Linked DNA regions of Mus musculus: region 2 is linked to region 1. Evidence: chromatin loops called from intact Hi-C (ENCODE). Cell type or tissue: left cerebral cortex. All regions are shown on one strand. Links, peaks and the distances in the headings refer to the core of each region. The heading gives the core; the rest is flanking DNA.

Region 1 (16,543 bases), core at 6,394-10,393:
TCTAGCCTTTCTTCTCTCTTTCCTTTTTCCCCTTCTCTCCTCTTGGCCATGGACAGTCTCTCTCTCTTTTAACTTCTCTCTTTCTCCCTGAATTTCTACAATAAAGCTCTAAAACCATAGACTGTCTCTGTTCATCAAGGCCCACTGTGTTTGACGATCGGATAGGCTTTCCCCTAATCAGCTGTTTCTAATCTCCCAACAGAAGGCCTTCCTATGCCTCGGCCATGGACTGGACTTAGGACTCTCACCTGTGTGGGAAGCTCTCTCCCTCTGCCCTTTCTCCTGTAACTCCGGGACTGAGGGTGTTGCCCCGGGGCCCCTGGTATCAGGGGCTGCACCTCGTCCAGCCCCTGCCAAATGGGGTCAGTGGCTTAGATGCCCACCCAGGCTGAGTAGAAAGCATCTGGCAGGCCTCCTGCATCTGCCTGCCAAGAGCTTAGGAGCATAGGATCATAGGAGTTCTGGCTGGACGTGGGCTCTCTCCCTTCCCCCTCTTTCCCCTATGCCCACTTTATCCCACACCATATCTGTACTTCCCAGGTGGCTTACAACCTGAGGCTAGAGAGGCCATGGATCTATGGGGAAATATAATATTATTCTGCTAAAGAAATGTAGCAACAAAATGACTCCTTAGGAAAATCTGCTATATCCATAGATTAATGTCTTGCTCCAACTTCTGTCTTTGATAGGGTTTTCACTGCTGTGAAGAAAACCATGACAACTGAATCTCTTATGAAGTAAAACATTTCATTCAGCCTGACTTACAGGTTCAGAGGCTTTCTCCATTATCATTATGGTGGGAAGTATGGCAGTGTCTAGGCAAGCATGGTGCTGGAGGAGTTAAGGCTTCTACATCTTGTAAAGGCCAACAGAAAAAGACTGTCTCATAGGCAGCTAGGAAGAGGATCTCAAAGCCCACACTCACAGTGACACACTTCCTCAAACAAGGCCACACCTACTCCAACAAGACCACACCTCCTAATAGTGCCACTCCCTGGGACAAATATACTCAAGCCACCACAGTCTTTCTAAGAAAGTCAAACACTAACCCAAGAAAGTATCACTAACAGGACTGATTAAACACATGCTAAACAAATAAAACAATAATAAACATTCCCAAATAGATGAGAGAAAAGAGCACAAGGCCTCAATCCTACATAAAGAACTACAGGTCACTAAGGAATACTGAGAGTTGAAGAAATAGTCCTCCCCAGGAATAACCCAGTTGGTTATTCAATACTGAATATCCATCCTTAAAAACATACATACAAGTAACAATTTATAGATGGAACAGGGTGTATTTATATATTTAGAAATATATATGTATATACATATGTAACAACAACTAGTGAAACAAGAGGCCATGAATTTGGTAGCAAAGAAATTTATATGGAAGGGTTCAGAAGGAGGAAAGGGAAGGAGAAAATGATACAATTAGAAGCTCAAAAAATAAAAGAAATACACAATTTATCTCCCACGTGTAAAGCTTCAATTTTGGAAGATACAAAAGTTATGCTGCATAGCAAGTAAACTGTCCATAACACTATTAAATATTATATTAAGAACAAAGCAATTATTTAAGAGCTAGTATGGCCAGGTATCATATTAAATACATCACTTGCATTAGCCCAGTTAAGCTTCATGAGGCTTCAATTGCTTCTGTGCCAGTTTTTCAGAGAACACGGGGGTTGCCTGTGCAGCTTAGGAACTTGCACAAAGTCACTGAGCTGTGCAATGACCGGGCTGTAATTTGGCTCAAAGTCCAAGAGAATCTCAGACTCAGGTTGTTATCTGCTATGTGATGTGCTTCTCAGCAGTTTTCCTAAGTAACAGAAGTAAATGCACTTCGAGAATTGATGTTTCCTACTTTATTTAATGGAAAGAAGTGTCTGAACTAGATTTAATTATCACTTTTCCATCTAACAATTTATGTGATAACTCTGATATATGTCTTTGGGACTGCATTACAAATATGTCTTTAAAATAATTTCCCTAAACATATATCTCCTAGACATTTATAATGTATTTGAAAATTAAGATATTGATTCAATTCAGGTAACTTTATGATCACCTTGCTTCGTGGAATTACAATTTTAGGGTGCATAGATTATTCTTCCTCCAGAGGGCAAAGTCTTCTGGCTACACACAAATCCTAGCTGATTCCTTTTATAGCTTTAAGATTCTATATTCTGCAATATTTAGGGTTTCTTTTTTTTAAGTAGTATTTTAAAAATATATTCCCATGCTCCCCTTTATTTCTCAAGCATTTGTTATAACCATTTAATCAAAATATATACTATAGCATTATGCTCAATTTAGATTGATTGAGTCAAATTTTTGAGTGAGTATGTGATCAATTTACAAACATAACTACAATGAAGAGTCTCACAGAAGAGAAGTGAGGTGGAAACCCATGCAATGTTAATCAATAAGTACAGCCTGCTTGTTACAGCAGGTGTTTGAGAAATAAGAACTTTTTCCAAAAAGGAGAAAAGCCTTTTTTTCTTTTTCTTTTCTAATTATGGCAAGCAAGGCATGGAGATAATCACAGAGGCTGTGACAAGTGACAAGAGGCCTTGTTTACTCAGTATGCCATCTGCCACTTCCTCCTCCCTAGAGTCCTCTCACTGATTTCCCTTCTCAGTGAAAGTCCCCACCTGCACATGCACACAATCTCCCCCAAACACCTCCTTTTGTTTTCCTCTTCCCGAGAAAGTATGTGAAAGGTTGGAGCAATCAATCTTATCTCTCCTCAGCAGAAGACCAGGCCTCTCTGCTGCAGATCTGTGTGATTTGCTTGTTTTCTGATAAATTTTGTGGCTTTCCAGGGCCTCTGCCAGGCATCTTACGTTTAAAATCATTGGAATGATCAATTCTAATAGAGTGTTCTAAAGTTGCAGTAAAGGTCCCTTTAGCATTTACTTAAACACAGCCCTCCCAGTGTGGATGCTCACTGTTAAGCCCTGTGAGGAAGAGGAAGAAGACAGATAGCTTCACACTGTATACAAGCACAGAAGGCCACCCTTCAAATAAAGAACTGTTCCAAGCCTATGTCACCTCTTCTGTATGTATTGAATCAAAATCTAAATTATAAGAAGGCCTGTTTTAGGCACTATTTAAGATGGGGGAGGAGAGAGAGAGAGAAGATAAACTCTGTTGCCTTTTAAAACTATTACTCTTTGAGAATTTCATACATGAATAAAATATATTTTGGACATTTTAAAATTTTGATTCCATGTTTGTAACTCTATTTTTTTTTCAGTACTTTCCTACTCCTGGATATTGTGGGATGCCATTATTATTTTTATTAATCATTCCATTTATTTACATCTCATTCCTGGTTACCCCCTCCAGCAACCCCCCACCCCACATCTACCCTCCCCCCTCCCCTTTGCCTGTATGAGAGTGCTCTCTCACCCACCCACACTCTCCTACCCCACCGTTCCAGCATCCCCTATGCTGGAGCATCAAACTTCCCCAGGACCAGGGCCTCCTCTCCCTCTGTTGTCAGGCAAGGCCATCCTCTGCTATAAATGTATCTGGAGCCATGGATTCCTCCAGGTACAATCCTTGATTGGTGGTCTAGACTCTGGGAGAACTGAGTGGTCAGACCAGCCTGTGTTGTTTTTCCAATGGGGTTGCAATCCCCCTCTGCTTCTCCAGTCCTTCGGCCATCTCCCCCATGAGGTTCCCTGAGTTCAGTCTGATGGTTGGCTCCAAGCCAGACCTTCCTAGGAACAGTGACACTAGGTTCCTGTCAGCAAGCACCTCTTGACCACGGCAACATTTTGGGTTTGGTGTCTGCAGACATGATAGATCCCTAGGTGAGGCAGTCACTGGTTGACTCTTCCTTCTGTCTCTGTTCCATTTTTTGTCCCTGTTCTTTTTTTGGACAGAAATATTTCTGGGTTAAAAACTTTGTGGTGCGTAGGTGGGTAGCCTTATCACTTGACAAGAGGCAATGCCTATGTACTGGAGGTGGTCTCAGCAGGTTCTACCTCCCTCTTGACATTTTAACCTTCACTGTTCCTCATCCATGTACTTCTGGATACTCCATGCCATCCTCTCAAATTCATGTCCTCTTTCTTTTTTTTTTAACTCATTGGGTCCAATTAGTGATATCATCTATACATAGTTATGAAGCCATCCACTGATGCTTGGTCAACCTGGCATGGGCCATATCCAAAAAAAAAAAAAAAAACCTGACACTCCTGCTAGTAGCCATCTACTATCACTTGCTCTTCTGCTAAGAGTGAGCCCCTCCCAAACCCATGCTGAAATGTTGCATGGTTTGATCTTATACAGGTCTTATTTCAGTAGCCATAGCTGCTGTGAGGTCATGAACACAGTCCAGGAATTGTTTCACCCAGTCTTTCCCAATTTCTTCAATCTTCCCTCTCCCTCCCCTGCTGAGATGTTCCCTGAGACTTGGAGGTAGCAGATGTGGCATTTTTTTGTTTTTTCATTTGTTTGTTATTTTATTTATTTACATTTCAAATATCGTCCCCCTTCCTGGTCTCCCCTCCACAAACTCCCCAATACCATCCCCTCCCCTTTTCCTCTATGAGGGTGCTCTCCCCATCCCCATTTCCACCTGACCACTCTAGCATCCCTTACAGTGGGGTATAAAGCCTCCACAGAACCAAGGGCCTCCCTTCCCATTGATGCCAGAAAAGGCAATGCAGATGTAGTTTTGGTGGGTTTTGGTTGGTTGGTTGGTTGGTTGGATTTTGGGGGGGAGGATGAATTGAATGTTTTCTTTATTTACATTTCAAATGGTTACCCCTTTCCAGATCTCCCCTTCAGAAACCCCCTATCCCATCCCCCCCCCCGGCTTCTATGAGGGTGCTCCTCCATTCCTGTCCTCCCACCCTGGCATTCCCCTACACTGGGGCATCAATATTGAGACAAAGTGTGGAGCAGAGACTGATGGAAAGGCCACCCAGAGACTATCCCACCTGGGGATCCATCTCTTATGGAGCAGATGTAGTTTTGATGTTCCACTTATGATTTATTCTCTGTACCATTGACAAGTTTTGACTACCATGCACTACACAAAGGAAATTCTTTAATGAGTGAGAGTAGCATTAATCTATGAGTATAAAAACACAGATTCAGCTTCCAGTTTCTGTCTGAGACAGGAGATGATCCTGTACCACAGCACCCTATACACAAATAACACCAAGAGAGAGGTGGCCTTCCAGGAGTGCAGACAAGCCTGTGAGCACAGGTAAGATCACCAATTCTGCTCACAGGGACCTTCCCAGAGCCCTCAGGACACAGGAAGCAAGGATCCTGCTCCAGGATTCTTCTGGTTTCTGTCTGCACCCCATACTTGACCATGTGCCACCTTTCCCCATACCGAAATTCCTCCCAGAGAGAACTGGTCTCCCAAGAGTACTGAAACACAAGCATATAGGAAGGACAAGCCACAGTCAGAGACAACAAGATGATCTAACACCAGAGATAACCAGATGGCGAGAGGTAAGAGCAAGAACATAAGAAACAGAAACCAAGGCTACTTGACATCCTCAGAACACAGTTCTACCATGAAAAAAAAAAAAAGGTGTGGATTCCCCACCACAACAGAAAAGCAAGAGTATGATTTAAAAATGCATCTCATGATGATGATAGAGAACTTTAAGAAGGAAATAAATAACTCCCTTAAAGAAAAAATAGGAACACAGGTAAACAGGTAGAAGCTTTTTAAGAGGAAACACAAAAATCCCTTAAAGAATTATAGGAAAACAAAATGAAACAGGTGAAGGAACTGAAAAATAAATCTGGGATCTAAAAATGGAAATAGAAAAAATAAAGAAATAACAAAGAGAGACAACACTGCAGATAGAAAACCTAAGAAAGAGATCAGGAGTCATAGATGCAAACATCACCAACAGAATGCAAAAGATAGAAGAGAGATTCTCAGGTCCAGAAGATACCATAGAAAACATTGACACAACAGTCAAAGAAAATGCAAAATGCAAAAAGATTCTAACCCAAAACATCCAGGAGATCCAGGACAAAATATGAAGACCAAACCTAAGGATAATAGGTATAGAAGAGAGTAAAGATTCCCAACTTAAAGGGCCAGCAAATATCTTCAACAAAATTATAGAAGAAACCTTCCTTAACCTAAAGAAAGAGACGCACATGAACATACAAAAAGCCTACAGAACTCCAAATAGATTGGACCAGAAAAGAAATTCCTCCTGTCACATAATAGTCAAAACACCAAATGCACAAAACAAAGAAAAATATTAAAAGTAGGAAGGGAAAAAGGACAAGTAACATTTAGAAGCAAACCTATAAGGATTATACCAGACATCTCACCAGAGACTATGAAAGCTAGAAGACCCTGGGCAGATGTCCTGCACAAACATCATGACCAAGAGGCAAGTTGGAGAGGAAAGGGTTTATTCAGCTTACACTTCTATACTGCTGTTCATGACCAAAGGAAGTCAGGAATGGAACTCAAGCAGGTCAGAAAGCAGGAGCTGATGCAGAAGCCATGGAGGGATGTTCTTTACTGGCTTGCTTCCCATGGCTTGCTCAGCCTGCTCTCTTATAGAACCAAGACTACCAGCCCAGAGATAGTCCCACCCAAAAGGGCTTGACCCCTTGACCATTAATTGAGAAAATGCCTTACAGTTGTATCTCATGGAGGCATTTCCTCAACGGAAGCTCCTTTTTCTGTGATAACTCCAAGTGTGTCAAGTTGACACACAAAACCAGCTAGTACAGTTTGCAAAAGTAATACAAAATTTGGGTGATGTTTTCTCATCCCTGTGTAATGTATACCATAGAGTCGCCATCCTCTATCAACACTGGCTGATCTATCTCATATCGAAAGACTATTCAACAAGTTGAAATGCATCATTGCATGAGGTTTAGATTCATAAAGCCTTCTGAAAAGCTGGTGCATTGGCTCCCATTTCAAAGCAAACAATGCTTCTTAAATGCTAAATGTATTTTCCCTTTTCCAGATGGGTCAGTTTATTTGGTCTTGCTTATTTTACCTGGCAAGAAATGGGGGACTATTTGAAAGATGCCATTATACTGTAGTTTAAAACAAGATTGGAAGTATGAAGCACACTGGTTCTTCTACAACTTGCCCCAAAATACACAGTTTACAAATATAGTTACATCACAGATATGTATACACTTATATGCAAATTTGCATATTTACATATGCTAATTCAGATAAAGGGATACATTTTTACAAGTTAGGTAATATTGAAGAGTCACAACAGCCTGAGCAATGCACTGAAAGCTGGGCAGTAAAGCAAAGTCTCCGGAGGATCACACTAAATTCTGCATATTCTTGGATTTTTACATTTTTTTCCATCAACCTTTAAAATTTTGCTTCTATGATATACCATTTTTTCTTGATTTTGTGTCATAAAAATCTAAGCAATATAATGACATTCTCTATGTTTCAGAGTAGCTGGAATCTAATAGAAGTTAAATTGAACTTCTACACATCACAGAGATACTAAATAACTCTGTGCTTTGGTAAGTACAGAAGGGATCAGGAGATGATTGAACAGTTGAGAGTCCTTGCTGGCCTTGAAGATCAAGAGTTTATTTCCCAGCATTCACATCAGAAGGTTCACAATAGCTGGAACTTCATCTTCAGGGATTTATCTCCTTCTTCTAGCCTCCATAGGCACAAGCACACACACACACAGAGAGGCACATACCAAAATAAATAAATAAATAAATAAATAAATAAATAAATAAGCATCATTAAAAGCAAAATATTGGCAGAGTATCTAGAATATAAACAAGAAATTCCAAACCTGCATAAATTTACAGCCTTCAAAAGTAGTGGGACATGAGGACTTAAAGACATGGGGACTTACGGTGACTTTAAGACATGGGGAATTACGGTGACTGTAAGAGCTTCCTAAGCTTCACTTATCTTCTGAGTGAAGTAATTAGTAAGACTGGAATGTCTGCAGAGGGAGAGTGTGTTGAGGGGGCAGTATAAGACTTGGAGCATGACAGAAATGTCAGCAACAGTCTCCTTTCAAACCACAGGAATTCACAGCAGGCAGATGTCTGCTGGAAAGGGTCCAAATCGAACAAGTCTAATGATGGGTTCTCAGGTTGAGGGCATGTACACAGAGAAAGGCCATATTTTCTATATTTGGTTCTGGCATTAGAGAAAGCCCTCAAACAGTAAGTCTGAGAAAACTACAGCTTTGTCCTCTACATTCACTGTGCAAAAACTTGCTTGTTCCTGAGGATGTAAGACAATTCATCTAAGCTCATTAAACACAAAAAGAAGCACAGGGGTGTGGTTCAATGATACAGAGCTTGTCTGGCATGCATGAGGCCCAGGGATCCATCTCCTGTGCCACAACACACAGGCACACACACACACACACACACACACACACACACACACACACACTCATTATCCAATCTCATGAATTTTATATTAAAAACAAAAGGAGGAAGTACTGAATAAATGCTATGTGATGATGAAATGTTTTCAAAAGGAAATATTATAACCTAACTAAGTACAAGATAAGTAAATTAAGGAAAGAAAAGATTATGAAAGTGTAATAAAAATCAAAACAAGGAAAGATTAAAACTGCCTAACTAGTAGATAGCTGTGAAAAGAGGATTGATAGGAGTTAGAAAATACTCAATTATTTTTTAAAGCTAGGAAAAGCCTCACTGGAGTTTCATGATTGGAGCTTTTGTTCTTCTATTAACAATGAATTATAAATGGTTCAGTGGTTAAGAGCACTGGCCTTCCTACCAGAGAACACTGATTTGACTCCCAGAACCCACGATATGACTCACAAGCCTCTATAACTCCAGTCCCAGGGATTTGCCACCCTCTATTGGCCTTGTTAGGCATTGAATGTGTGTGATGTTTAGACATGCAAGCAGGCAGGCAAAACACTCATACACATGAAAATATTTTTAATAAAAAAATTAAAACTATAAGGGGTTAGTAAGTAGCCTAAATTATGGATGGGGCTAGTGATAAAACTCAGACTTCCAATTGGTTCATAACTCATCATAAAAAGCATTCTTTTGCCTAATTGGAAATTGTATATGCCCAAATTGTGTGGTACTTGGTTCACTTTAAGGTAACAGTAATGTAACTATTTATAATTCAAGTGTTCTGTTACTTTCTTTATGAGCTCTTTTCCTATAGCCAAGCTAACTCCTTCCCCTGCACTTTCTCCCAGTTCCTCACACTAAGCTCTGAAGATAGCTACAGATTGGGCACATCCATCCCAGGGCGTAGGAACTGCTCTGAATATGAGACTTGCCTCTACGAGTCCCTTTTTTCACATTGACATTACTCTCAAATACCTGTGGACATTTTTTTTTGACATCTAGCAGGATATTTCAAGAATCATCTGACCTAGAACATGAGCTATGTCAGACACTCACAAGTTTTATTTTGGAAAGTCCTTCAAAACAGCTGACAATAATGTAGACTGCCAGACTTGAGTGCCTGCTGACAGGAGAGATGTACCATTTGTATTAAGAGGATGACACAGAGAAAATGAATGGCGATATCAATGATGAGTCCTAAATCAGAAGCCACAAGGACAGGTCTTCTAAACTGAAGGCAATAACTTACAATTGAGTTGTTTCTCAGAGGAGTACCCATGCTGTGTGCCCCATGCTGAGTAGACACAAAAATGTGTTGTCTGGAGGTGGCTAGCAAATCACTGATGGAAGGCCAGTTAAGCTATTAATAGCTGTCTGAGAGGTTTACAGTGATTGGTTGTTCCAGCATGGGTAACAGCAGTGAACACAGTACAGGGGCTCATTAGCACACTGAGTTCCAGCCCTGCCCTACCTCTCTTAAAGCCAGTGCTTTAACAAGCCCCTCAGGTAACTCAGACATCCAAGAAAGTTTAGGAAGCAGTTCTCTGTAGGATACTGGTGGTCCTTTCTTCTTGCAGAAAAGTAGACATTCTCACAATAATCATAAATATGTTGTATAACCCAATCTCTCGTGGAGTAAACATTTGAAGTGTCTACTTGACTACATAGTGTGTGCTCTAAGAGGCCACAGACACCTTGCACTGAAAAAGACAGCTCAGGGTTTATCATTTATAGAATGAAGCATCTAGAATAGAGGAAAGAAGCAAACAAAAATTGAAATGTTGATGGGTGCTTAGTGAATATATAGAAAAATGACTAAAGGTGAGGGCTAGAGAGATGGCTCAGCTGGTAAAGGCAACTACTGAAGTAAAGAAACCTGTATTCTACCTTACACAGTAAAAGGAAAAACCAACTTCTCCAATTTCTCCTCTATCCTCTACACATACACCATTGGACACATGGGTAAGAGAGAGCATGCATACAATTAAGTTAAATGATGTAAAATACTCTTTTCTTAAAAGAACGACTCGAGTTCAGTTTTTCTCACTAAACTGGAGCAAACAGCTACAGATGATGTAATGATTCTTAAAAGCCTATGGGCCATTTCGTTGAAACAAACTCCACCTACACTAGCTCCTATGTTAGTAGGTAGGCTTCCCATGTGCCAGCTTCTCTTGCAACATCACCAAGAAAGAATCAGAGTAAAAATCACAGGAGATTGCTATATTTTGGGCAGGCATTGTGTGAAAGTGTCATTCTAAGACTAGAAAAACAATACAGAAACTAAAGGATTAGCCGCCTCTGGCAATGTGGATGAAACGAAAATGACTTCAGAAAGCTCTTACAAATAGGTAGCTTAACAGCCTGCAGCAACCCCCATGTGCTGAAATTCCCTTTGGCAGAAGCACTTGCCAGATGCAGTCTGAATGGCAGACCCACTAATGCAACAGGCTGTGTGTGCTATAGGCTCTCAGAGGACCCATGAATCTAGAGGCCAAAGAACAGGCAAAGAATTGAAAACACTGGGCCCATTTGTGTTGTATACAAGTTTTATTTTTTTAAATAAAATTGCCTAAACTTTCAGTCAGAAGCCGGTGAATGAGTAATTACTTCAAATAACCACGTATAGGGCTCACGCTCCTTATATTGTTCAACAAGCTGTAGAGGGTTTTACAGAGAGATTTTAGTTTAAAGCTCCACTGTTTTTTTATTTAATCACCTGAGAACACCACTCAAATAGCTCTTTGTTATTTGTTATAAAACAGCAATGACACCTATCAATGAAGATAAGCAAATTCCATATTAGTGAAGCACTGTTTTAAAGTGCTTTATTGGGGTGTGAGGAAAAGTATGTTGGTTCCCTCCCCCGTGGAATTCTCCTCTTGAGGAGATGGAGGCAGGAGGATCAAGAGTTCAAGGTTATCTTCAGCCACATATAGCATATTCAGAGACATCCTGGGTTATATAAAACTCCATCTCAGAAAAGAGGACAAGCACCTGGATAAGTTTCAGTTTCAAGATAAGCATCTTGATTACCTTCTGCCATAAGCTTGTCTACTACCTCCAAAGGTTGCGTCCTATCTTATTTGTATATTATTGGTATGATAAGAAAGACTGCTTAGCACAGAGTCTCTCATCTCATCAAATTTTAAACATATTTTTTTATCGATAGGTATCATGTTGAATAGTGAGCTTCCTGCACAATTGCTTACTTCTCTTGTCTAACCAAAGCAAGTCCTTTGATCACACCTCCCTATCTCTACTGCCCTCTGCTCCTGGAAACCAGCATCGTCCCCCTGCTTTGGTAAGTTGGACTACTTTAGGTTCATTGTGTAGAATTTGTCTCTGTCCATTTCACTTCTGTTATCCCAATGTCCTCTAGGTTCCTCTGTGTTGTTATAAGTGTCGGGATATCTTCCTTTGTCAAGGTAAATAATGACCCACCACATAAATATACCTCATTTCCTCTCCCATCAGTCAAGGGATATTTAGGTTGCTTCTATATCTTGGTTGTTGTGAATAATGCTTCATTAACAAGGGATTGCACATATTTGCTCAAGGTCTTGTTTTACTTCCATTGAACCTTGGAGATAGATGTGTGAATCAAATACTTTGCCTTTTTAAAGTGTTTGGTTAATCTCTATACTATTTCTCATAGTTGTAGAAACAACTGAAGTTCCTACCAATAGCATCCTACTTCCTTCATTAGCACATCTTTACCAACATTTACCTTTTGGTTTCACAAACATAGCCCTCTACCAAGAATGAGTTGATATTTTACCACTGTGTTGTTTGCATCTTCTTGATAATCAGTAGACATTGGGCATCTATTCATAGACCTCCACCACTGCAACATCTTATTTGTAAATATCCATATTCAGCTTTATCCATTTTTATAAGGTTACTTTGACTTTCTGCTATCAGGTTATAGGAGCTCATAGTATGCTTAAATATTAATTCTTTATAATATATAGTACACTGTTTTATTTTCTGTTGAATAACAAAATGACAAAAATCTGGATGGTGAAAAAAAGAAGAAATTTATGAAGCTCACAGTTCTGGAGCTTGAAGAATGTGGCACTGGCCCTGCTGGACTCTAGTGAGGACTTCTTGTAGATGGCATCAAATGGCTAGAGCACATGCAAAAACAGTCATAACAAGGTGAATGAGACAGCCACAAAAGGGTCCAGTAGTCAAGTACTTTCTTTCCTGATAACTCCCTTTCTCAAGAGCTCCCTCACTCCTTAAGAATAGGACTCTGCCCTAACAAAGACATTATAATGCACATGACCTAACCATTTGTCTAGGCTTTAAGACTTAGTTACCAACACTTCCACACCACTGCCCTGAAAGCAAAGCTTCCAACACAAACTTTTAGAGATCATACTCCACCTCCATCCCTACCTTGTATGTGTTTTACAATGATTTTTTCTCACTCTATAAGTGGCCTTTTCACTTTGTTGAGTGTTACCTTTGTGGTGCAGAAACTTTTAGCTCGCCTTCTATTTTTGATTCTTTTGTTCCCTGTGTTTATGATAACACATCCAAAAATAACGACCAGGACCAAAGTCAAGAAAATTTCCCGTTTATTTCTAGTTCTATGGCTTCATGGCTTATATTTCAAACTCTCATGCATGATGTTCAATAGCGCTGGCCTTTCCAGCTGTTTCCAAAGCTATTATTCACTATATTAAAGCCTCTTCACTAGAAGTCCCCAAGTGAATGGACTCTTGGTCATACATACCTATCCCACTCACACAGTGCAATTCTTGTCTCAAGCCAGGAATGTTGCTCAGTGGAAGAGCATTTACTTAGTATGTGCAAAACCCTGGGTTCTGTTCCCTGCACTAAAAGCAAAAATGCTGCCTTGATAAAAGAATATATACAAGATAATTGTGGTTGATAGGTAAATTGTTAATCTGGAACATTTTTAATTTTCATATTCTTGTATTTTTAACCTGTGAACCCTATATGGGCTAGTAAGTGAACTCTCCACAATGAGTAGAATTTTTAAATATGTCTTGGGAGAGAGAAATGAAATAGGAAGCAAAGATGTTATTTTCCACTCTGCAAACAGCTTTGGGAGAAACAGGAAATAATGTGTGGGGTGAGAAGAGGAGAAATGAGCAGCCTATTCAAGGATGAAAAGAAAATAATGGGAAGTCAGCTGTGCTTAAGAAGCAATCTCGGTAATTAGTGGTAAGTATGCATTTATCATGACTAATTACATCCAAAACCCCTGCCTCATCAGAAACCTCCATCCATCCCAGACATGGAACTGCCTCAAAAGACTTCTTCACAAATGTTACTTCTTCAGGAAATGTCTTTCTTAAGGACCCTCATCCTGATGCCATTTGGTATGCCCAAACACTGAACATTCACTGGGACCATTGGATCCCTCACTCCATACATACACTCTTACAAACAATGTGGGAGACACTTATGTAAAGACAACTGAGTCACTGTCCTCACAAAGCTCATGCCACACAGTGTGGGGCAAGGAATGGGAAATAAACAAAGCACAGGTAAGCAGGTAAAACCACTTCAGAATTTTGTAAGTGATAAACCTAAGGAATCCAAGTGATGGATTGATTATATTGTGGGAGTGGGGAACCTAAGATAGATTTTGGGACTCTGGGGAAGGCTCACTCTAAGAAGGTCATGTTTAATCTGGTAGATGGAAAATAAGGAGCCAGATACACAAAAGTGAAAGAAAAAATTCTTCCATTTTTTTTCTAGTGAATATTCTGTGAATATTATCAAGGGAGAGGCCTTGACAGGGTTGTCTGGAGTTGCGTTTCAATAGGGAGGGCATGATGAGTAAAATGAAGAATGCCAAGAGGCTCTGTGGATTTGAACAAATCTTTTCCTTACAAGATTGTGAAGGCTATAATAGTCAGAGGCATTAGACCTCATTCTCCTGACCAGCAACCCATGAATGCAAGGACAGCAGAAACTTGCAGGGATTTTACCAGGTTTCACACACACACACACACACACACACACACACACACAGCACAAGGAGGTGCCCTTCCCTTCCCAAGTAATGTTCCCAAGTCATTTCTATAGTGATACCTGTTTCTATCTCTACAAGGGAACACACGACTCTAAAAATACAAGTTGCTCTAATCTGACTTCTGACAAATTTTCCCTTTAGCATGTCTGAAACAAAAACAAAATAGAAGAATTAAATTTAAAAAATTGTCTGCTGTCAAGATTGTGTGAAATAGTAAATTAATGTATTCCATTATTCCGTTCAAGATCAATTGAATGAATTATTTTCTTCTAGGGAAACATTAAAAAGAGTACATTGTTTATCAATTCATATAAATATGACACAAATTCTAAAACAAAATATTCTTTATATTATTATCATTATACTATGGTGAGGGAAAAAAATGCTGTGGCACTAGATTGGGAAAAAAAAAAAAAAACATTTTCAATGAGTAGAACAGACCAAAACATACAAACAACTTTTCACATTCAACAATAAGAAAACCTGATTAAAACTGAGTCACTGAACAAGAGATTAGATGTTAAAAGGAACATGAAGTTTTAAAAAGTTTTACACACACACAATGAAAGCAAAAGAAGGAGAAGCAAATACACACCTACTAAAATGCCTGGAACCCTGATAATACCAAGAGCTGAAGATATAAGGCAACAAGAACTGCCAATTATTGGTGGTAGAAATAAAAAATGATATCATTTGATGATTTTATACAAAACTACACTGTGCTTCACATATATTCCAGCAACTGTACACTATGACATGTAAACCTGAAATGTAAGCCAAATGTCTCAGTTCTCTGCTATAGTGTGGATATGGTTCAAATATGTTCCCCAGAGTTTTCTGTATTGGAATCTTGATTGCATTGTGAAGATTCTTATAGATATTAGAAATTAAGAAGTAAGGTTAGTATGAGATAATTAAATCACCAAGGCAACTTCCCACAGAAGACATTAATGTACTTCTTGTGGGACCCTGACTAGCTCCCATGAATGAATTGTCCCAGAAAGAGAACTTGCAAATTCCCAGGCTCTATCTTCCTGTCTTTCTGAACCTCCCTTTACCCATGCTACTACCCTAATGTCATCTGTGATGCTAAGATGTAGCCATACATTTGGATCTCCACAAATGTGAGCTAAATGAACCTACAAACAGCCCATCCTCTAGTGTTACATTATAGCAACAGAAAATAGTCTAAAGCATTCTCTTATGGAATTCTATTGTGGAATTAAATTGATATTAAAAAGATCATTATGAGAAAAACATGCACATTTCATAAACATTTATTTATGCTTATGTATTAGAATTCTTAGAAGGAAATAAAGACCCAATTTTGAAATAAGATCAAATCTTTATTCACTGAGGTGTCAAAAGCTATGTACAGTACACTTTCCATTACCATTCAAGAACCTAGTCACCTCACATCAATCCCCACCATTTCTTAACATCACCTTACAGGGTGCCAAGCTTCCAACACGAGTATGTCTGAAGAACCTATCAAACCACAATCCTTGTATTGCAGAGCAGAAAATTACAACTATGTGGCAAGGCAATATGGCTTGGACACACATAAATACTTGTTTAGAATGGTAGTTGGGAAGATAAAACTCCTCCCTTCCTGCACATGTGTGTGACCTACTCACATTTTCCTCAGTCTTCCCCTGTGAATTTTATTTGCTTTTAAGGAAGAACACAGAAGCCAACGTGATTTTATTCCTATTGTTCTTTGAATTTTCATTACAAGATATGGCCACTATGTTGTTATGACTATGGTTCATATTTGCCCAAACTTGGTAGAAACCAAGATATTCTCTAGTAAGTAAATAAATAGATAAACGCTGGTACACAGAGATGGTAAAATAGTATTCAGTGCTGATAATAGCACCATAAATAGAGATGGGGAAGGTGTGTAGTAGTGAGTGCAAGGAGGCAAACTTAGTGGGTTCTATATCCTTGTCAAGCACCCAGACCTATAGAATCCCTGCACCAATAGGAATCCTGATGTAAACTGTAGGCTGTGTTGATGTAGTGTCTGTGTAGTTTATGAACTGAATAGTTTATATCACTGTGGCATGGAATGTGCACGTGAGGAAGATGTGCATGATGTGTGGACAAGGAGGATGTGGGAGCCCTGTAGCTACAGCAAAATTATGCTGCACACCTGAAACAGTT
Region 2 (16,543 bases), core at 6,556-10,555, 320 kb after region 1:
AAAACAAAAATCAAGCCCTTTGTTTCCAAGAGCCAGAGGTGCGCGTGCATAGCTCTGCTCTGATTGTCTGGTTTCCCGGTTCTATTGCATTCAGTCTCCCTGGTTGAACTGTGTGCCATACTGAAATCACTGTAGGCCAGGGTCAGCTTCCTGGAGAGGCATGCAATCTGGCAGAGATTCAGGGGGAATCTCTGTGCTAAGTGGAAAGTACAGTAGGAAATATCCCCCAACTAAATAAGTGGGAGAAGCAGGAAACAGGAAGAGTCAGAGGCCCAGAGCATCCTGGGAGGAACTCTAACTGAGATGGTCATTCTTTTTTTTTTTTTTTTTTTTTTTTTAACTTTATCTGCATTTATTTCATGCTGAATTTATTCCCGGTCCATGAGTTTTTGTTTCTTCAGTTTCTTCTGGGATATCTTTTTCTGCTCTTCTGGCTTTGGAACGATCTGTTCCTTCTCAGTGAGGATCATCTCACTGTGGCAGGGGGAGCTCGTGTATGGGTTAATCTGGCCATGAGCTCTGTAGGTTCGTCGGCACATCTTAGGTGCCTTGTTCACCTGGATGTGTTGAATGACTAGAGAATCTAAGTCTAAACCCTTAAGTTCAGCATTACTCTCTGCATTTTTAAGCATGTGCAGCAAAAATTCAACACTCTTTTTTTTTTTTTTTTTTTTTGGCCACCGACCCTGCGTCCAGCTCCATCCACTGTTTGGCCTGGGCGCACCTACTGACTTCACCATTATACCGCCGAATGGCACACATTGCTTCTTTAAAGTGACATCCTTCAGATACTTGGTGGCTTTGCAGATATGCATATCCTTGATGGCATGGGCAGTTTTCCGGGTGTTCTTAAAGTGAGCACGAAGGTTTGTACTTCTTGATTTGCATGATTTTGTGGAGTTTTCTGGGTCAAGAGAATAGCGAACCATCTCGGCAGGTGACCTCTCACTGCTTACAGGAAGAGCGAGATGGTCATTCTTTAAACTCTTAATCTTTGCATGCCTGCCAACACAGACCAGTGAGGGGCAGAAGTTAGATAAAGGGGCCTCTACTTGCTCAGAGTTACTCAGCTGCAAATCAACTGGAGAAGCCATGTTTCCTAGCATCCAGGCAGCTCATGACTCTCCCTTAAAATAACAGCTGAGAAACTCACCACAGCCACCACTAAGTCCAGCCTTCACAGTCACCTTTACTCACACTTGCATCTTGCATCAGGCAACAATTTTGCCCCACCAGGAAAAAAAAAATCCAGATTTTGAACTGGGGAAAACTTACAAAAGAACAAAGTTGGTTTTGGGAGAACATCTTAGGTCAACTTGAGACCTAAGCACTCTAAACAGCTTATTTCTCAAGGCAAACTAGACCCTCATCCTCTAGGCACCTCAACACCAGCACAAGCCCCCTTCCAGTCGGGGGTCACTGCATTTGTGCAACTGTCATTACACAATTAACATTGAGCAGCCAAGTGTCAAATGATGCCTCAGGCATGCTCTGCACAGGTATGTTATTCTTCACCTGTTGCAATGTGGGAGCCAGGCAGCCTCGTCTTACTGACCAATGATTCCTGTCCATACATTGACTCTCTTATCTACTGGTCTCTTAAACTATGAAGTCCACAGTGACCAGGTGATAGCTAGAGTGGAAAATGTGAGTTTTTCTGTGTCTTCTGATGAAAAGGATCAGTATGGAAAATTACAGAAGCTGGGAGAACAAAGAACCTTTGTTTGCAGCTGGACATGGTGCATGCCTACAATGCAAGCAGTTGGGAAGGAGGCAGGAGGACAGAGTGCTCAAAGGCAGTCTAGGCTACATGGTTAGATCCTTTAGTTAGACTAAACACTGTAACTACAAAACCACAACCTGTCTGAGGTCCTGGGTATAAAAGAATGGGCTTAGAGAGGAATTTAGGGGAGAGTTCTTCAGGAACTTTTAGCACAATAGAGAAGAATCTGGCCTCTCAGAGTCCACTGGAGAGAAAAGGGTGGAACACGGGACAAAAAAGGAGTAACAGTGGAGGGGGATTAAGTATATGGGCAATGGGCCAAAGAATTTTGTAAAATGTTGTGGCCATTGAGAAATCCCAAGGTGGTGAGATAGCTCAAATAAGTCTGTAGAACATTTCTGAAATTTGTTTTAAGACTGTTGGCTGTGTGACATAATCTCTCCCCTGTGGTCCACCCAACTTTCATTAAATGTTCTGTGAAAAGGGAGAGGAAAAGATAGAGAGAGCTATGGTTTAATAGAATCAGTAGGCTACAGTTACCATGTGGTATTTGACACAACCCAACACAATAGGCTCACGTCTTGCTAAGACCAAAGCCAAGTCAGCACAGGTGAGATATAAAAGGGTGGGAAAGACGGATGACCTGCAGCAGGTAAGTCCCTTTGAAAGCAACACTCTCCTCTAACAAAAGAGGGTTTTATTCAAGGGGCCCAGGTGAGTTCATATAGGGGTTGGCCATTTCTAAGTGTGTTGACCTAAGGGTCCATTCCTGAGCATGTTCAATCTAAGGTCGTGGAGCCCACATTTGAAAGATGAAAGTAAAAACCAGGAATGCACACTCAATTTGCAACATGAAGTTTGAGCTGAAACAAAAGGAAAAGCCACCATGATGAGTTGTTCTTAACAAGTCTTCCTCTGAAGATGCTGCTCTACTTCGTGGCTAATCGTGACCAAACCTTATGCTATGAGGACTTCATCCTCAAGCTGGCACCTGAGCTGAGTGTTTAAAGATCCGTTCCATATCATATATCTTTGACAAGGATATTATGTATGGTGTGGGATGTTAAAGAACAATTCAGTCCCATGGTCATGAGCCTATTTGTCTCCTTCATTGTAAAACGGATCCTTCAGTCTGAGGTGATATAATACAAGCTACATGTTGGCGGATCACTGTATAAGTTCTCAGATGGCGAGGTCCTACAAACAAGAGAAATCAAGTCCACGTTTTGAAGCTTACACAGCTCCAGCATCATCTTGGCACTGTAATGGTTTGGTTTCAACGTGAAACCTTTAAATGACCAGCTAAAATTTTCTCCACTTTTCTGTTTTTCAAGAACCAAATGGTTCTTACAGAAACTTTTACAACATGGCTTGTAGGAGTGTAAACTAGTCCAGTCACTATGAAAATCAGTATGGTGATTCCTCAAAATATTAAAACTACTGTATGATCCAGGTATAACATAAGTGTGATCAAAGTCAACGTATAATAGAGAAACTTACACATTGCAGCTTATGGGGTACTATTCACAGTGCCCACGTCAGGAAAAGCCTAGCTGTCCATCAAAGAATAAAGAAAAGGTGGCATGTAATAAGGAATTATTCAGCAATAAATAAAAATGGTGTTGTGCCATTTGGAGGAACTGAAACTCATTGTGTTACGTGAAATAAACCAGACTTAACAAATAGTCACGGTTTTCTCTCATCTGTGGAATTGGGCATTGGAGGGGTAAATAGATGTAAAAGCATGTGGGACTATGAGGAGTATAGACAAGGAAAGAGGAGAGAAGGGATAAAAAAGGGTAATAGAGCAGGTGAATGTGAGCAAAGACATTGTGAGCATGGACAAACATGCTGTGATACTCATCACTTTGGACGATTAATCTATACAAGTCTGAAAGAAAAAAGAGTTCCTCGTTCTTTGGTCTTCTCTTCCTAAATTCATCTCGAATGTGCCTGCCTTTGGGGATTCAAATGTTTTAGTCTACCTACCTCATCCCCCTAGCCTAGAAGAAAACAGGCTGCCTTCAGCCAATGTTTTGGGATTCCTCAGAAAGGGAGAGAAGAGTGGTTACTTGGGGCTCCGTTTTTCTACTTCCTCCCTCACGGTGTCCAGGCGCTGCTGCACACCGAACAGAGAAGGATGAAGTGGTGTGGAGCAAGCAGAACCATGCCACCAGACAGAAGAACTGGTGAGGTCGAAGCAGATTCAAAAGCCCCAGTCAATCTTGCAATTGAAAACAGTAGGCATTAGAATCAGCTCCTGGCCAGACTACCTGTCCTGAAACGGTAACCATGGCACCCCACTAAAAGGACCATGACAACCGGTCATAGTATAAACACCTAGAGTTCTCTGTGCTAATGAGGTATTTAGATAGGCCCCGAGTGTTCAGCCAATGAGCTTCCTTTCCTGGGCATGCCTGCAAAAAGTATCTAATCGCTATTTCACCCTGAGTAGTATGTGTGCATTCTCATCTGCCATGAATAAAACACTTTGGATAAGCAAGGACCGACTCATCTCAGTCTCCTCATGTTGAGGGTCGGGGGAGGCCTTCGTTGTAAAGAGCTGTGTCTAGATCTCCCAGAGAAGGCCTCTCTCCCAGCCCCTCTGTACTTTGGCACTCACTCAGAGGCAAACAGTATTCTACCTCTTCCTTGGTTCAGCACTGGCCTGTGGACCCTCATTCCCAACTTCTCACAGTCCCCAGTGGCAACGGGGTACACAGAAGGATAGGAACCACCGTTCTCAACTCTTTGTGTTTCCCAGCCAGTGTCTAGGAGATTGAGAACCACACTACCCATCCCAGATCTGTTTCTCATCCGAAAGAACACGGACTGGGACCCTTATAGTAGATTACATTCTGCCTTCCCTAAGTGAACTTCCGGCAGTGTCCTAGTCCCCAGTGGTGAGGCAGACACACAGCCTAATATCCCTGCATTTTGCCTTCCCTGGGGGACATGTGGGCATCCCAATATCCCAGTGGTGAGGCAGAAACTGAGGCCAACACAGCGGAACCGAGTTCCAAGGTTCATGTCTTCCCTTGGTGTGTCTGGACTCCGGTACACACCAGGTGAGGAAGCACAGAGTCCCTCTGGAGATTTTTGTGTTACAGTTCTTCATTGCTAAAACTCTTTTAGACAATGTTCAATGAAATGGCTCTCTCAGGGGGGCTCTTCCAGTGCCTAACAAATATAGAGGTGGATGCTCTCAGCCAACCATTGGACTGAGCACAGGGTCCCCAATGAAAGAGCTAGAGAAAGGACCCAAAGAGCTGAAGGGGTATGCAGCCCCATAGGAGGAACAACAATATAAACCACCATCCAAAGAGTACACATGGAGGGACCCATGGCTCCAGCTGCATATATAGCAGAGGATGCCCTTGTCAGTCATCAATAGGAGGAGAGGCCCTTGGTTCTGTGAAGGCTCTATGCCTCAATGTAGGGTAGTGGATGGGTTAGTGAGCAGGGGGAGGGGGAAGAGATAGGGGGTTTTCAGAGGGGAAACCAGGAAAGGGGATAGATAACATTTGAAATATAAATAAAGAAAATATCTAATGAAAAAAAAAAAAGACAAGACTCTCTCGGATGGTATTTAACAAAACAGCTTCTGTACATACACTTTATTCAGGGTGAACCGAGGGTTGGGTAGTTTGGGGAAGGGGGTAGGAATATCCAGGGTAGGAAAAGGTCATTGGCTGAAGGCTTAGGCACTGAGATGCCTTACTAAGAAGGGGATGGCATTCCAGGAATCTCGGGTGCTTGCTGAACAGTTTTCTTATTGGGAGAAAAGAAGCTGAAAAGACGTTAGTTCTACTAATTGCCCCTGGCACCAAGTCCCTTATGAGCCCCATCAATTGGGCTGAAAGGTTCTGTCTTAGTCAGGGTTTCTATTCCTGCATAAAACATCATGACCAAGAAGCAAGTTGGGGAGAAAAGGATTTATTCAGCTTACACCTCCAAACTGCTGTTCATAACTACAGGAAGTCAGGACTGGAACTCAAGCAGGTCAGGAAGCAAGAGCTGATGCAGAAGCCATGGAGGGATGTTCTTAACTGGCTTGCCTCCCCTGGCTTGCTCAGCCTGCTCTCTTATAGAACCCAGGACTACCAGCCCAGGGATGGCACCACCCACAAGGGGCCCTTCCCACTTGATTACTAATTGAGAAAATGCCCCACAGCTGGATCTCATGGAGGCACTTCTCCAAATGAAGCTCCTTTGTTGATGCTAATTCCAGCCTATGTCAAGTTGACATACAAAACCAGCCAGTACAATTGACCCCTTGTCAACTTGACACACAAACACATCACTATTAAGCCTCAACCCTTACTTTCTTATTCATCCCCAAGATCTAAATAACTTTAAAAGTCCCACAGTCTGCAAACCCTTATATACTAAAATTTCAATCCCTTTAAAATATCCAGATCTCTTTTAAAATCCAAAATCTTTTTACAATTACAAGTCTCTTAACTGTGGGTTCCACTAAAATACTCTTTTTCCTTAAAGAGGGGGAAATATCAGGGCATAGTCACAATCAAAAGCAAAATCAGGTTCCAACAGTCCAATGTCTGGGATCCAACTCAAGATCTTCCGGGCTCATCTAAGGGCTTGGGGTCACTTCTTCAGCCCTGCCCTTTGTGGCACACACCTTGTATTCTAGGCTCTAGCTGCCTGTACTCCACTGCTGCTGCTGTTCTTGGTGGTCATCTCATGGTACTGGCATCTCCAAAACACGGCTGGCATCCGCTGTAACTAGGCTTCACCAATAGCCTCTCATGGGCTCTCTTCATGGTGCCAAGCCTCAACTTCTTTGCATGACCCCTTCAGTCCTGGGCCATCAATTGCAACTGAGGCTGCACCTTCACCAATGGCCTTCCATGGCCTCTCACAGTGCAGAGCCTCAGCTGCTCTCCATGACCCCTTAGTGCCCTCAAAACCAGTACCTCCTGGGTGACTCTTATACATTACCAAGTCCCACTGCAACACAAGGTACAACCTTGGCTATCTCTGGAATACAGCCTCTTTGTGCTTTCAGGAAACACTTTCCAGAAGATTTCACCTCAATGATGCTGGTCTTTTCTTAATCACTGCTAATTTCTTAGCTCCAGCTAACTAGCATCAATAGTCCCAGTAATGCAAAAGTTTCACTCTAGTAGTTCTGGTATCTTGTTAATCACAGCTCATTCTTCACTCCCAGCTAACCAGAACTACAGAATCTTCACAATCAAAATAGCAATGGCCCTGATAACAGTCTTTCATCTTCCCTCTGAAATTACATAAGCCAGGTCTCCATCTTCTGCACCGTTCTCAAAATTATCTTCCAAGCTCCTACACAACATCCGACAGAGCTCTTAACACCGAATGGATCTTCTACCCCAAAGTTCCAAAGTCCTTCCACAGTCCTCCCCAAAACACGGTCAGTTTATCACAGGAAGGCCCCACTATGCTGGTACCAATTTCTGTATTAATCAGGGTTCTCTAGAGTCACAGAACCTACGGGTAGTCTCTATATAGTAAAGGAATTTATTGATGACTTAGAGTCTGCAGTCCAACTCCCAACAATGGTCAGTAGCAACTGTGAATGGAAGTCCAAGGGTCTAGCAGTTGTTCAGTCCCACATGGCAAGCAGGCGAAGAAGAGAAAGCGTTCCTTCTTCCAATGTCTTTATGTAGTCTCCAGCAGAAGGTATAGCCCAGATTAAAGGTGTATGCCATCACATCTTTAATCCCATATGACCTTGAACTTGGAGATCTCCCTGTCTTAATCTTCTGGAATCCATGGCCACTATGCCTCAAGATCTCCATACCAAAATCCAGGTCAGAAACTTCTATCTCCCAGCCTCCAGATTAGGGTTACTGGTGAGCCTTCCAATTCTGGATTGTAATTCATTCCAGATATAGGCAAGTTGACAACCAGGAATAGCCACTACAGGTTCTTTAACTTATACCCTTTATTACTGCAACTATGGTTACAGTCGGATCTGGGGTGTCCACACCCCGACCATGACAACACACTGATGCTATTGGAAAGTAGAACTTCTCTTAAGAAGTAAAGCCTAGAGTGAAGTCTTTAAGTTATGTGAGGACATGTTCTCAAAGGAGCTAACTGGGACCCAACTCCTACTGTCCTTTTGCCGAAACCTTTAGGTGAGTGATTTTGTCATGTGTTTCCTGCTGTGCAGGCCCAAAACAATATGGGACAGTCTTGTCTGGGCTGAAACCCCTGAAGCAAAGGAAAGTGTCTTCTTTGTAAGTTGATTGGCTCATGTATTTGTTATAGTGCAGAGAGCTGACTAACACAAGCATCAACTCCTCTGCTTGAAATAGCAACAAGCTGAGAGAGATCAGATGTCTGCGAAGCTTTGGGGAGGGATGGAAGTGTTATGGTCAGCACCGCACCATCCAGCAAAATAAAATAAAAACCATAGCAACACTCTCATGAATTCTTGACTTCCTCTTTAGAGCTAGGATTTCCCCCAAGCCAGTCCCCAGCCACCTCCTAATTACTGTTTTAGTCACAAAGGTATTTTGGTCCTTTTTCTCATTCTTAGGCTTCCCAAGCCTTCTTCTAAAGCCTGTTTCTTATAGCCAAATGTCTCATCTATTCCAAAGGGGGGAGAGGGGGAGAATCCGCCACATTCTCAGGATTCAGTAGAGTCTAGTGTCCGCTGGGATTTAAATTACAAATTGCTTCCATTATATATACAGAGCAGTCGGGTACAATAGACTCTTAAGGGGCTTTCTGTCTCTAAAGGTTTCCACTCTCTGTTAAGACTTTCCATACCCGTGGGAAGGTTGAACAATAGCCATATCTAAACCATGTGACTTCCCTCAACCTCCCTCACAGTTGACAGGTCCTCAAGGGAATCCCTGATCCAAGTTGGAACAATCTGATTTCCTGTCCCAGGAACATGAATCAGGAGCTTGACACTAGAGTCTGCAATTAGAATCACGTTATGGCTTGCATCTGAACTCCTGCCACATGGGTCCCTGGCGGTGTGTCTTCCAACCTCCCCAGCACTAGAATGTCCGACTCTTCTCCGTACTCAGACAATACTCAACTCCTTTCACTGCTGAAGCTAGGAAGCTCCAGTACATTTTACTTAAAACGTCCATAGTGAAGAGAGACTTTGGGAGACGTCACAAAGAAAGCCATGCAGATTCTCAGGGCAGGACACTTAACAACTTCTTCATAATGCCCAGGTTAGTGTGTGTCCTCTGACCAAGGAGCTAGCCAGCCATGGTTGCCAGAAAATGAAACAACTGTTAATTCTCTTATATCTGGATGGATTCATTTTATATGGCAATCCAGGGAACACTGAATAGGAAAATCACAGACACGAAGGCTTGAAGTTACTTTAAGGGCACCAGCAATGAATTCCAGGACTAGGTCATCATTGCAGAACAGCTGTGGATGGATCCTAGATCCTAGAACTCCTACACAACCATAATCTGGATTAAGAAGTTGGGGTAGCTGTCTCTTGTGAGACTATGCCGGGGCCTAGCAAACACAGAAGTGGATGCTCACAGTCAGCTATTGGATGGATCACAGGGCTCCCAATGGAGGAGCTAGAGAAAGTACCCAAGGAGCTAAAGAGATCTGCAACCCTATAGGTGGAACAACAATATGAACTACCCAGTACCCCCCAGAGCTCGTGTCTCTAGCTGCATATGTATCAGAAGATGGCCTAGTCGGCCATCAGTGGTAAGAGAGGCCCATTGGTCCTGTAAACTTTATCTGCCTCAGTACAAGGCCAAGAAGTGGGAGTGGGTGGGTGGGGGGAGCGTGGGGGGTACTTTTGGGTTAGCATTGGAAATGTAAATGAAATAAATACCTAATTAAAAAAAAAAAGAAGTTGGGGTAGAAGGTTGCCTAAAAGTTGTTTTCCATATATATATATATCCCATTTCCCAGATGCTGCCATTTCCAGGAATAACAATGGCGTGCTGCTGCCTGACAGATGTGACCTATTGCAGAGGAAGCCAGCTGTGTGAAGAGGCTGCTTCCTCTGCCATTCCCCCCTCCCGCGCTCTTGAACTCCAAAGTGAAACGCATAAATAATGTGGTCTTAACATTTAAAGACACACTCTTCTTCTGACTCCAGAAGGTGATGAGCAGTCTACCCGCTTGGCTTTCCTTTTATTATTTGCACTAAAAATTAAATCTAAAGTGGAAAGCCCCCTGCCTCTATTCTGCAGCTTGGTGAAAACAGGATAAAATACAGCTGCAGATTCTCTCAGCCCAGCCATGGCGTCTTCCTCCCTCCTTATCAGCACTTCTACACTCCGCTCCGAAGAGTCCACTTCTCTTCTTTATCTCTATAGGAATCAGAAGGCAATAGTTCAAATTGCAGAGAGGCTCCAGGATTAAAGATCGTCTTCCATTTTGTAGCCAAGAAGCCTTTGTTTTGTTTTATTTCTTTAATGAGAGACTGGACAAAGCAAAGCGGTTGGGGGGAGCTGGAATCACAGCACTACTTAAGCTGTGATATCTAATTTCAAACTTTGCCCTTAACAGCTCATTACGTCAGCTGTCATCTCTTTTTTTTCTACTGAAAATTGATCCCATTGTTCTTGTCCCAGTGAAAAGGCCCAATCTCAGGCATTTCAATTGGCCTCAGCTCAAGAAGAAAAGATCCTTTTTTTAAAGTGAAAATCATGACTTTTTGCCAATTCAAATCACATTACTCATTTTTCCCTTCCAGGCCAGGTAAGACCGCCAGGCTCTGCCCTCTTCGGGGCTCATGAACACTGCTGAGAAGCCTGGCAGCCTGCCAGTTCACTGACAATGTGCCAGCCAGTGTGACCTGTGAGTTGATGGGGAGACCTCAGAAACCTACTCAGACAGGTCTGCAGTCATCCACAGCATTCAGAGCCCTCCTTCCCAGTTCCATGCAGTGTCCCAAAGGGGTGCGTTGGCAATTGACTGGATCTTTGGCATCATTACCAGCCATTAAAGAGAAACTCTGCTATTTTATCAGCAGCCTGCAAGCAGAAGCAGATGCAATCTTATTTGTAAAATGAGGCATTCAGAAGGGTTCAAAGGAGACCAGTGTAGCTGGAGCACTGTTCCTAGAGGTCTGTGGAAGTAGAGTTGCATAGCTGGCACACAGGGGCTGCAGAGATTCCTTCTTTTCCTCCAATAATGACCCCTGCCCCTAGTCAAGCCCCATGTCTCATTAGTGTCCAGGCAAACCCTTGGGTTCCAGTACGAACTTCTATATTCTTAGCAGGTAAAGGAGCAAGGACTCAAAGAAGGAAAAAAAAGGTCATTTCAGTTAGTATCAATGCAGACATGCAGTAGGAAGGCTAATGATGGGGAAAATACAGTGGGGTTTGCTGTTGTATTCTTTCATACCCTTGTAATTGTGAAACTAATTCCAAATAAAATGTTATCTACAACAGCATCATAGTCAAAGCATGTCATAAACGGAACTAGTTGTGCATGCCTTACAATTCCAGCATTCAGAAACTTAAGGAAGGAAGACTAGTCTTGAATGGGAAGCCAGCCTGAGTTACACACACACATACACAGAGAGAGAGAGAGAGACAGAGAGAGACAGAGACAGAGACAGAGACAGAGACAGAGACAGAGACAGAGAGACACAGAAAGGTAATGAACTTTGAAGTCACCAAAATCTAACAATGTTGATATTTGTAGAGGTCAGGAGATCACTGCAGAAAAAATAGAATATGAAATATTCAAAGGCTGAACTAATGGGAAAAATCCCCCTAGCATTAATGCATATAAGTAGATTAGAGGTTTTACTATACAAATGTATTCCCTTCCTTGGTTTATGAGTCAAGCTTGAACACAACAGTCACAGAGAAATTGTCACTGTGTTCTGTCTGCAAGTCTTGAGGCTTATCCATATATTTCCAAACACTTTCTGTGTCAGTCAGAAAGAGCCTTCAGAGAGTCCTCAATCTTTGCATTAGCATCGGGCAAACACAACCTAGGGATGAGTTCAAACACAGTAAGGATAAAACATGGCCTTGAGACAGATTAAAACGAGCCAAGTCTTTGCAACATCAGACTGAGGTGGCAAAGTTTAATCAATAATGATAATGAGTTCCTTATCAAGAAAATTATTCACAAAGATGAAGGAGGAGGGGGAGCTGTCACTAAGTGAAGGGGAAAAGAGCTCTGTGTCTAGCTGGTGGTACATAACAGATTACCCAGATGGAATCTATAGCGCTTCCTTGGGAGACACAAAGAGACGAAGATTAGCATCACAATTGTTAAATTAAATAGGAAAGAAAGCCCTTGCCTTTCTTTCTCCCCATACAATATGACTCTGGCATGGGTGAAATATTTTTCTCAATATTCAAAGTTCTTTCAGTTCTTCAAAACTCACTTTTATATCACTAATCCTTTCTGAAGATTTTTGCCAACTAAATAAATCTAGGCAACGCAGCACAGGTGCACAAGAGAGAGGCTGGCCATTTTTCAAACTGCAAACGACCCCTTTGGGACATGATAGGATTTGTTGCTTCCCATAGCAGAACTCAGGGTAGAGTCTTTTGGGAAAATGTTTTCAAATAGGAAATATTTGAGACAATTTGGGAGTTCATTTTTAGTCTGCCCCTGGGATAAATATGTCCTAAAATTCAAAAGCTCCGGCCCCCAAGTAGCGTGCATGTAGAAGAAATCTACACACTTTTGTAATTCTTCTCTTAGCCGTACCAGAGATACAATGGATAAAATAATAATTTTATTGTCATATTAAATTCATTAACTAGATTAAGTAACTGCCATCCAAAAGGAAACAAAGTGCCCAGTCAGACGGAATGGGCCATCCAGAAACCCATGGCTTCTACAGGAGCTCAGCATAAACAGCACACTTTTAGAGGCTGGGTTTGAATTGGACTCCACTGCCTCCTGGTTGTACGAGCTTGGGCGAGCTACCAAGCACCTCTGCCTTGGCTTTCTTAAGTGTCAAAAGCAGCAGCAAATGCCTGGCTTGGATCCTGAAGGGTCCAGTGCTCATGTGTTGAAGGCTCAGCCTACCAAGTAAACAGAAAAGCAAACTTGAGGTTTATTCTGGACCCACAGTTTAAGGGTTCAGCCCATCATGGTTGGGAAGTCATGGCCAAGGTAGTTGGCCACATTGTACCCACAAGCAGGAAGCAGAGTGTTATAAATATTTGTACTCAGCTCTCATTATCTTTGTTGTATTCACTCCAGAACACTAGCAATGTATAGATCTCCCTACATGAGTTAAATTAATCTAGATGACCCTTTACAGGCATATCCCGAGGTTAACCTAGTCTACATCGTTCCTCACAGGCTTGTCCAGAGGCTGCTCTACTGTCTGATTTTAGATCCCATTAGTCAACAATCTTAGTCAACACAGACCTGAGCCCTCTACTCTCCCCGTTTTGCCCCTTGACTATGAAGTTAACAAATCTGCTGCTCTCCACAATCCCAATATGATACCTCTCCACAGGCCAAACAATGGAGCCATCTGATCATGGCCTGAACATCCAAAACCATAAACCAGAACAAAACCTTTCTCTGTTGATCATCCTGGGTGTTTCTTTGTAGTGATGGAAAACTAATGATAGCTCAATGAATTATAAGATTCATTAATCTAAATTATGTAAGGCTCCTAGAATCAGGTTCAGCATATGGCAGTACATAATTATTAGCCATGATTAGAAGAGTCTTAAATTAAACCCTTTCTAATTTGAATAATTAGATGAGGTTATTAAAGACACTCCCAATTTAGCTGTTTTTAGCGCCACGAAGAACTGGTTTCAAGTTCTTCCTCCATCTTTAATCCTTTCCAATCTGAAACAACATCAGTCAATAAGAAGCTTCCTCTCAGAGGCCTGACTGGGGCCGAGATATCGTAATGTGAAGTCACCGGCACACAGTTCACATGAGAGGAAAGCCTGATTTGGATCATTCTGGTAGCAGTTTAAATGATGTGAAGTACTGACTCTTTTCTACAGGGGGGGGGGGCAAAGAACATGAAGGTAAAACAGAAGTTGGAATAACCCTAAGTATTTGTCAAGAACAGCCAGTTGGGAGGTGTTGTCAGGAAGAATGGCAGAAGAGCCTGGAAAGAAGCAAGCTTAAGCAGAGAATTCAAAGGTGCAGTCTGAGATGTGTCTGCTTGAAAATTCTGATTCACTATCTGAGTACAGAATTTGGTCGACAGTTGGATATGTCAGTCCAAAACATCAAGGCAGGGGCTGGGGTCAAAATATAAATTGAAGAGATCAATATTTAACATTCTTCCAATATTCCATGAGAGACAGCTCAAAAAGAAAAGAGAGTAAAGGACTAGGCACTGACACAATCCATCCAAATTTTAGAGATCCAGCAGAAAGTTGCACAAAGAAACTGAAAGATACAAGCAAGGAAGTAGACAATACACCAAGAGTGTGGTGTCATGGAAACCAGACCAAGACTGCTTCCAGAAGCAGCTATATTCTGGCTTTGGGGATTAGGCCAGGGGTCTGTCTTCAATACAAAAATAACATTGTTCTTCATCCTAATTTGAAACTTCCTATCTTCTACGTAATTCAAACTCTATTTCAGAAGTGAATGAGACCTGTAATCACAGGAGGAGAAAGAGGAAGGGAGAGAAGGAAGGAAAACCATGTGGCTGTATGTAACCAGTCTCCCTTTTGTATGCCAAGGATAGACTATCATCCCACTAAGGAAGGTTTTGTAATTAGTACCAATGCAAAAAACATTTATGGAAGCCAGCCTAGCAGCCCAAAGCCACTGTGGGATAGGACTAATGTAAAGAAGAAGTAATAACATGAACCCCAAATCTCCCTGCTGCTGCTGCAGCAGCAGCTTTCAGATCCATTTCGGAGTTGAGGGCAGCCAGTAGCTTCGAAGATTTGTTTGAATCAGGCTGAGCTAAAACAACCTGTCTAGTTTGCATTTCCAGTGTGATATTTCCTTGGGAAATCAAATTTGCTTAGAAATATAAAGGCTGGATGGCATTTGGCATCTGAGGAAGTGGCTTGCAGGGGCAGGACATTGAGGCACATGTAATCTACTGCAGATGTCAGAGCCCCAAAGACTGGGTTAGTGATGGCTGTTCATTCCTGGCTCCCCGAGTTTGTCTACCGTCCCTGAAGTGTGACCCCTGATATGATCTGCTTTGTCGTATAACTGTGTTTTCACCTGAAAACCTATCCCAAGTCCCTGGTTCTGTCGAACTGAAAGAGAGTTAGCAGACTGTGTAGGTACACCACTGTCCATGGCATTAATGTCACTGTCCATCAAGGCATTGACCACATTTACTTAGCATGGGTATTGCACCTACATTCATGTTTATTGGCCATTCCTCCCAAGATCCTCAGGGGTAGGGGCTCCCTGCCGTCTGCAAGGTTCAGTAAGGTGGAACAACTTGCTGGGAGCTTTACAATGCGAAGAGAGGCTGTGCCAGAGCTCCCTGGTGCTGTCTAGCCCGAGAGACATAGAGTTCCATTTTGAACAATCCATCAACAGAAGGCCGTGGAGCTGAACATGAGCCAGGAAGTTCATACTGCAACTAAAGGAACAAATTCAGCCACCACCACCACCCATTTCCAATATATTTCCCAAGCTGATCTCTCCCTATACATAAGGCTATGGATACAGTGCAAAGAATACATGGGGCAGTGCCCAGTAACCGAGGGAGAATGAGAACCCCCTGCCCCACCCTGACATTCTCAACACCACCCTGCACCTCAGAGAGCAAAGCCATGTGAGCGTGTTTCTTCCTCTTGTCAAACAAGAGCTCAGTCTATTTAAATGTCCCTCATCACCCCACCCCCACAATCACACACTCTGTAGCCAATACCACATCATGTCTCTAATTTAGATTGTTTATATCCCTGTATCTTTGAAAACCCTCATCAATTTGGTTTTCTTCTCACTTAATTTCTCCTGCTCCGCACATATGGCAAGCTGTGCTTCTTGAAGTATTGTTTTCCCCAGGACACATTTTATTCCCTTAGCTCTTGAATAGTACCAATAGGATTTATTATCAAGCAAGTGCATCTTGGACTCATTCAAGTAGGATTAGAACCAATCCAGCTTAATAGCAAGTCTGTCTCGCAAGGCAGCCCTAGTTTAATAGCAGGAGCTGGGAGACAAAGAGTTCCAGTCCTCGTTTCAGTGCTCCCTGGCTATGTGATCCTGAATCACCGAACATCTCTGAGCCACAGCTGGCTGGCTCAGCAACAGATCAGGATAACAGTAACATATCTCATGGTATAGCCATGGTATACAGAGAACATGTCACAGGTGACGTACTCAACAAGGGGAAGGAAATACTGTTTTAACAGATTCCTTATATGTCATGAATTTCAGTTTCCTGTAAAAGCCAAATTAAAATGTGACCTAAGAGGATCAGCCAGAGTGACAAATGTAAACTGCCTCTTGTTTTGATGACCGCTCTTCAATGGCGATGACTGCGGCAGACTGTTTTATAAGCATTTGTCTCTTCTGACAGGAGCATTCCAGGGACCCTCCACAGCATCACATGAGAAAACTAAGGCCCCTTCTCAATTATCTAAGATGACACATTGTCATAATCTATTCTCAAGACTGTCTCCTTTCTCACCTCACTAGAACGCCATGGTTTTTTGAGTTCCTTAAAGAAATGCCTTTGAAGTGAGAGCTCAGGAAAGTGAGCAGCCAATGTGCTGAATGGATAATAGAGTAACAATGGACAGTTAATTGATATGTACCACGCACCAAGCACTGTTCTCTAGATTTACATATATTAAGTTCTTTAATTAAAAGATCATAGCATCTGCAGTGCTGGTCATAGCTCTGTCCCTGCTGGCAACCACAGTCCGTAGACAGGTGACT

What was found. Hi-C counts contacts between places; a loop is a spot of excess contacts. Peaks named below come from ENCODE experiments on the same cell type or tissue, not always from the same donor. Only the 100,000 strongest peaks of a DNase experiment are listed, where the experiment ranks them.
Region 2: it touches region 1 in a loop (2.5-fold over the local background); 2 of 42 quality-filtered maps call a loop at or near these places.

The regions. Positions count from the first base shown.
Region 1 is chr3:78,573,269-78,589,811 of GRCm38, forward strand. No RefSeq gene overlaps it. Among named protein-coding and RNA genes, the nearest start is that of Gm36288, 170 kb to the left of the region's middle. In left cerebral cortex, for the core only: a CTCF peak has its summit at 8,859 (motif pointing left); a DNase peak (open chromatin) is centred at 8,844.
Region 2 is chr3:78,891,496-78,908,038 of GRCm38, forward strand. It overlaps the pseudogene Gm5277. Among named protein-coding and RNA genes, the nearest start is that of Gm38542, 37 kb to the right of the region's middle. In left cerebral cortex, for the core only: no CTCF peak of the experiment used is centred there; DNase peaks (open chromatin) are centred at 8,104 and 10,445.